Linked DNA regions of Homo sapiens: region 1 is linked to region 2. The links are chromatin contacts, found by Hi-C in ENCODE. All regions are on one chromosome and are shown on one strand. The core of a region is the stretch at or near the end of the contact, and the rest is flanking DNA. Distances in the headings are between cores, read along the strand shown.

The links. A loop is a pair of places that touch in the nucleus more often than their neighbours do. Pooled maps may share reads with other maps.
Region 1: a loop to region 2 is called in a pooled map, with 9 times the contacts of the local background. The contact joins the promoter of TRIM8-DT here to the promoter of HIF1AN in region 2. A Hi-C loop is called at or near these places in 2 of 37 single-sample maps with no recorded cell type and 10 of 50 pooled maps.

Annotation. Positions count from the first base shown.
Region 1 is chr10:102,641,567-102,644,804 of GRCh38, forward strand. TRIM8-DT (TRIM8 divergent transcript) reads right to left here and starts at 1,623. Exons shown (of 1, transcript NR_186489.1): 1 at 1,226-1,623. TRIM8 (tripartite motif containing 8) reads left to right here and starts at 2,913. Exons shown (of 6, transcript NM_030912.3): 1 at 2,913-3,238. The coding sequence starts at 3,052. RefSeq lists silencers at 1-180, 613-1,242, 1,573-1,632, 1,903-2,002, 2,083-3,062 and enhancers at 1,551-2,305, 2,306-3,061, 3,163-3,238.
Region 2 is chr10:100,534,446-100,537,958 of GRCh38, forward strand. HIF1AN (hypoxia inducible factor 1 subunit alpha inhibitor) reads left to right here and starts at 1,498. Exons shown (of 8, transcript NM_017902.3): 1 at 1,498-1,690; 2 at 1,966-2,216. The coding sequence starts at 1,514. RefSeq lists enhancers at 1,258-1,347, 1,418-1,477.

The sequences.
Region 1 (3,238 bases), core at 373-2,872, 2.1 Mb after region 2:
CATTTGTTTTTTCTTCCGACTGGATCGCTCCTCCCCCAGGTTTCACCTATCTGACTCTTTGTGTGCATTCAGGTCCCAGCTCAAATGTCACTTTTTCAGAAAGCCTTTGTGTGAGCCTGTTATTCTCTATCACGTAAATTGTCCTCCGTGTATTTACGTTAAATTTTTTGTACGTTTTTCTGGGAATTCTCAGGGCCTAGAAAAATATTTTGTTAAAGATTTATTGACTGACCATTGACCTTGGCAGATTTCTGCAGTTCTTTAAGCCATGGTTTCCTTATTAATAGAGGAATAAATGCCTATCTTGCTAGGTAGTTTAAAGTGCCAGGGATGAAGTTAAAAGTATTAAGGACATCGGGAAATCTCCCCACACTGAACCTTTGCATTTCCCTGCTCAGTTCCACCGGACTGCTGAGCAGACCGACAAACGCTCCTTTCCCTCTGGGTAAAAAGAGCCACGGGTCTTCACTTCAGGCCCAGGAAGAGGTGGTCCCACTACGCCGTGGCATCATCGCTTTTTTAACAAGCGCGGAAAACCCCCTCCCATCCCAATGTTTAATGTACCGAAGTTTGTGAGAGTCACGTGAGACTCTCGGGTCTGCCCCGCCTTAGGGAGGTGGAGCCTCAGCTTGTGGGCCAATAGCAGGAGCAGCCTCCGGAACAGCCCCAACGCGACAGGGAAAGGGGGAGGAGCCGGGCGCCCGGCCCTGTAACTGTACTTCCGGAAAGCACGCCCCGCCCCTTCCCCCCCACCGCGCCCGTTTCTTTCGCCAGTGCCGGGTGGGCCGAACCGGCGGGTGCCGATTAAAGGCGCCGCCTGCCGCTTTCTCCTCGCCCCCCAGCGCCGCAGCTCTCCGCCCCCTTCCCGAGTAGCGGGACCGGCCTTGATGTAGGGACACCACCCCCCGTCTCCTTCCGCCCCAGCCCGGGAGCTCGGCTCGCTGCAGCCCCTGGCCCTCCCGTTTCCCCACCCTGCCTGCCCCGCTCTGCTCCGAACCCATTGTATACGGCCGGCTGCGGACTCCCAGGCCGGGCCGTGGCGGGGGCCCCGGGACCCCCGAGTGCCCCTCCGGCTGGTCCCGCGGGCCGCGGCATCTCCGCCGCCGCCTTCCTCGCGGCGGCGGCGAGGGCGCCCTTTCCTCCCCGCGCGGGTGACGGGGACGCACCCCCACCCCGGGGCGCCCCTTCGCGGGGGGAGAGCCGGGCCCGAGCAAGTCGAGGCAGGAAAGGGCCGCCACGGACTGCCCGGCCCGCCGATCGTTTTTATTATCGAGATTATTATTAAAAGGGGGCGGGGACCCCAGGACGCGGGGGAGGGGCTGGATACGCAGGTATTTTTATTAAACAGATTATTCCTGAAATAATAATACGCGCAAGATGGCTGAAGGTGGCTGTGATGAGAGTGTTGGGGTTGGGATTTTTTTCTTCCTGTTTTTTCTTTTTTGATCTGAGGATAAAGCTCTGAGGCGACAGCGGCTGCGGAGACCCTGCCCGAAGCGCCCTCCCCTCCCTTGAGAAGCCGCGGGCAGACAGACGGACCTCGGACCGAGCAACGGGTGCGGGCCCGCCCCGGACGCGTCGCCTGGGCAGCAGCCGGGGACCGCGGGCTCTCGCCTTTCTGCCGACTTCTTCCAATTCTCATCTTCTTTTATTTTTTGGACAGGACCGGGGTGGGTGGAGCAGAGGTGGAGAGAAATCGGGACTTGGCATTTTCTCCCTCTCTCTCTCCTAATTTGTTGGAGGCCGCCAGCCCTCCCCTTGGAAAAAAAAAAATCCCACCAAAAAAAAAAAAAAAAGAATCAGGAGCGAGAGGACGCCGCGGGGCCCTCAGCGAGCGCGCCCAGACCCCGGCCGCCGCCGCGGAGCCCAAGATGGCTGGGCGCTGAGGGTGGCGGCTCGGCCTGGCCCCGCCGCCGCAGGCTGGCTCCGACCGCAGCCCCGAGCCTTCCAGGCCCCAGCAGAGGCCGAGAAGAAAAGAAAGTGGGGAGGAGGGGGCCGGGGGGGCGAAGGGGGAGGGCCGGGGGAGGGGAGGGGAGGGCCGGGAGCCGAGCCTCCTGTTCATTAGCAGTTGAGAAAAATTCCTTTCTAGTTTGATCAATCCTTGTTTTCCTCGGCAGAGCCCGGGCGCCCGCCCAGCGCGGAGACGGGCGCGCGGGGTCTCTCCGCGGCGGGGGCGCCGGGCCTCGGGGGAGCGCAGAAGTAGCCGCCCGGGGGTCAGGCCGGAGCGCCGCCGGGGCTTCTCCCTCCCTCCCTCGCCGGTTGCCTTTTTTTCCACTTCTCTCCCTCCCCCTTCCGTTTCTATTTGTGAAGGGAGGAGGAAGGCAGAGGCGGGCTGGTGTCTCTGGCCGGGGACTGGAATTTCATCTGAATGACTGCCCCTGCGCGCACGCAGCGCCCCGGAGTCGGCCCGCCCGCGCCCCGCAGCCCGCGCCCGGCCAGCCAGCCGGGGGACGCCTGCACCGTGGCCCGGGGACCGCCGGCCTGCCCCTCCCGCCCCGTCCGGATCTAGCAGCCCTCGGCGCGGCCGCCCTCGCCTCCTGGCCCCGCAGACCCCGGGCTCCGGCCCCTGCGAGGGAGGTGCGGCGCCGACGAGCCAGGCAGGAGCCGCCGCTGCCGCCGCCGCCGGAAGAAGTGTGCTGCTCCCAAGCTCCGTCTGCCGCGGGGCGCGCCCCAATGTCAGCCGCGGGGACGAGCGCAGGCCGCGGGCCGCCACTGCCCTAGCCGCGCCGACGGGGAGGCGGCCTCTTATATGGAATTTGGACCCCGGCGCTCCCCTCCAAGGCTGGAGTCCCGGCCGCGGCCCTGGCGCAGTCCGCCGCCTCCCGCTAGGCGCTCGGGAGGAGGAGGAGACGCAGCCCGCTGCGCGCGCGGCGTGAGGACCGCGGCTCCCTCCTCCGGGGGGCGGGCACGCGGAAGGCGCTGCTGACTGAGCGACCGTCGGGGCCGGCTGGGGCCGGAGCTCGGGGCTCGGTGGGCCTACAGCGGCTCCGGACGGACCCCCGGGGCTGGGGAGTCGGGGAGGCCTGCCCCGGCCCCCTGCCCGCGGCCGCCATGGCGGAGAATTGGAAGAACTGCTTCGAGGAGGAGCTCATCTGCCCTATCTGCCTGCACGTTTTCGTGGAGCCAGTGCAGCTGCCGTGCAAACACAACTTCTGCCGGGGCTGCATCGGCGAGGCGTGGGCCAAGGACAGCGGCCTCGTACGCTGCCCAGAGTGCAACCAGGCCTACAACCAGAAGC
Region 2 (3,513 bases), core at 248-2,747:
CAGCCTGGGTGACAGAGTGAGACCCTAGCTCAAAAAAAAAAAAAAAATTCAAACACTGCAGATAAAATGAAAGCCTTGATTGCCCCCTGCAGCCTCAAACACTTCCACAGAGGTAGCCCTATTATCGGTTTGGTGTAGCATGGTTACTATGTAGCATAATTACATAGTTAAGCCAGTGCATTCATTTCTATTACTGCATAACAAATTACTGTAAATTTAGCAGCCCAAAACACCAATTTATTTTCTCACATATTCCATGAGTCCAGGTACTGGTTGGCTGAGTCCTCAGCTCAGGGTCTTATCAGGCTGAAATCAAGGTGTTGGCTGGGTTAGCGATCTCATCTGAGGCTCCGTGTGTGTCCTTTCCCAAGTTCAGTGGTTGTTGCCAGAATTCAGTTACTTGCATTTGTAGGATTAAGGTGCCCACTTTCTTGTTGGCTGTCACCCAGGAGCCTTTCTCAGCTCCTAGAGTCCACCTGCCATTTCCTGCCATATGGCAGTTTGCTCCTTCAAGGTGAACAGGACAGCTGTGCTGTGGCTTCAAATCTCTTAGATTCTGTCTCTGACCTCTAGCCCTGATTTAAAGGGCTAGAGTGATAAGATGAAGCCCACCAGGATAAATCACCTCTTTTTGACTGCCTTAAAGTTAATTGATTAGGGACTTTAATTACATCCTTGTCATATAAGCTAACCTAATTACAGGAGTGATGCTCTATCATATTCACAGTCGTGTTTTCTTTTAAGGGGAGAAATGTATACAGGATGTGTACACCGTAGGGTACAAATCTTGGGATACATCTTAGAATTGGGCCTCTCACAGCCAGCCATAAGAACTGTCCAAGTAAGCAATAGAGGTATTAATATGGCCTTTTATAATCAGTATAGATTGTTTGAAAATGTGAGATGTCCATGGTTGGCCTCTAATAACATTCGATTCACGGCAAACATATATTCAAGTAGGAGACATGGTGATATAGGCAGAAAAATCAAATGATGCTAAACAAAAGAAAACTGTCTTTGATTTTGAAAGAATTCAACTTGCTGTATATCTTTTGCCTAAGCCTTCAGTCAGCCTTTGCTCTACATCTACCAATGTGATCACTGCTTTTCCTTCTGACTTCTTTAGGTGGGTCAAGAGTTTGCTTTTCTCCCCATTCATGAGTGTAAAGTTTAATGCCTAACTGAACTTGCTTCCTTCTTTGACTCTTGTGTAGACTCGGGCACATGGGGCAACTTTTTTTGTGTTTTGCTCTACCAGGTCGTCCCTATTCCGTGGGACTAGTGTCTAGCCCCATTTCTTCAGCAGTGGAGCCTAGGATGTAGAGCTGCATACTACCATTAGGAGGCGCACCCTCAGGCCTCGGCTCCGCGTTCTTTATGTCTCTGGACCGCTCTCTCTCGCAGCTCATCTCTATGGTTTCCGTTGGGTGTGTGGTTTTTTTGTTTTTTTTTTTTTGGGGTCCGGAATAGGCGGAGCTTCCGGTTCCGGTGGGGGCCGTCCCTGGCGGCGGAGATGGCGGCGACAGCGGCGGAGGCTGTGGCCTCTGGCTCTGGAGAGCCCCGGGAGGAGGCTGGAGCCCTCGGCCCCGCCTGGGATGAATCCCAGTTGCGCAGTTATAGCTTCCCGACTAGGCCCATTCCGCGTCTGAGTCAGAGCGACCCCCGGGCAGAGGAGCTTATTGAGAATGAGGTGGGGGGCGGGGCCGCGTCTAAAGGGAGAGGAGGAAGGTACCCGGTTGAGAGGTCAGAGGTGAATGGTGAAAGAGATGGGAGACTGGCAGGGCTCTAGACTAGGGCCTATGGGAAGATGGAGAGAAAGGCGAGGAGATACGGAACTTAGGGGTTCGTGCTGATTAACAGGAGAAATTATTCTGAAGTTGAGAAGTAGTTGGGATCATGGAGGCCAACCCACCGGCTCCTTGGCATTACTTCATTTGGTGTTTTTCACCTGTTGTTTTCATTTAGGAGCCTGTGGTGCTGACCGACACAAATCTTGTGTATCCTGCCCTGAAATGGGACCTTGAATACCTGCAAGAGAATATTGGCAATGGAGACTTCTCTGTGTACAGTGCCAGCACCCACAAGTTCTTGTACTATGATGAGAAGAAGATGGCCAATTTCCAGAACTTTAAGCCGAGGTCCAACAGGGAAGAAATGAAATTTCATGAGTTCGTTGAGAAACTGCAGGATATACAGCAGCGAGGAGGGGAAGAGAGGTAAATTCCGAAAGCTTAATTTTCTGTTGGATTTAGGACACTCATTTTTCTTTCCTATACTTGTTTGAAGGTGTGGCAGAATTGGGTCAATTAGAGATTGGCCTCTCCCATCTCTGGATTCCAGTTGAAGGAGTAGTCTGGTCTTCCAGCCTTTAAGGGGTTTGAGTTCTTAGTGGTTCTTGGTGCTACAGCCAGCTAGTTCTGTAGCTTGAGGGATGAGGGAATGATTAAACTTGAGCTATGAATCTCTGGGTTCCCATCTTCTTCCTCATAAAGAGTTAGTTGCCTAGAAGGGTCAGGCAGGTGAATGGAAGGAGTAATATCGTCTGTGTGAAATCAGTGATGAGGCTGAAGGCATAAGCCTTGTTCAAAGTGAGAAGCCAAGGCCGGCGGGGGTGGCTCATGCCTGTAATCCCAGCACTTTGGGAGGCCGAGGTGGGAGGATTGCTTGAGTCCAGGAGTTCAAGACCAGCCTGGGAAACGTGGTGAGAGCTAGTCTCTGCAAAATTAAAAACTAAAACAAAAAACCATGGTGAGAGGTCATTACTTGACTCTGCTTGCTTCAGTTTTGGAGTGCAGTTCTAGGGTTGGGAGATATTCCGATTTTCAAGAGAAGTTCAAAATCAGGATTTTTATTTAAAATCTTTTGACTTTAAATGGAGCAACTAAATCAGATTTAAAGAAAAAAAGTTGCAGGGGGCCAAACAAAAATGTTTGTCACTGGATTTAGCTCTGAAAATGCCTGTTTGTAGCCATTGTCCTTAAGTATTGTGATGACTGAGGATAGTTCAACCTGAAAAGTTGTATAGTTTGTTGTGATTCTGCAGTAAAGAAGGTTAGGATTCTCTAGCTTAGGGAAGATCAGATTAAATTTGTTTTTCCTATCACAACAGCAACACAAGACACACAAGACAGTGATTCTTCCTCTCTGCTTTTATTCCTGCTTATGAGGACAGCCTCTTATGTAGGTCCGAGACAGTATTCAGTCCCACACTATAACACTGCCTCTGGGGAATTGCTTTCGCTCAGTACTTCACGGTGAATTACCCTCTCGCATTTGGTGTCCAACCCTGGGTTTCTCTCTAGTCTCTTGCTTCACTCACTCCTGTTCCTGACTCCTTATCAGCAGTCTGTGGCTAAGTGAATGGATTTGAAATATCTTTTTTTCTTCTTCTTAACACTTAGCAGTTGTCATAATGATGGGATTTTTGACCAGAAGAGTTTCCAAGATATGAACTGTGGTCGATCTGTCCATGATGTCTTAATATATTGGTTCAGTTATCTCATGCATTAATTT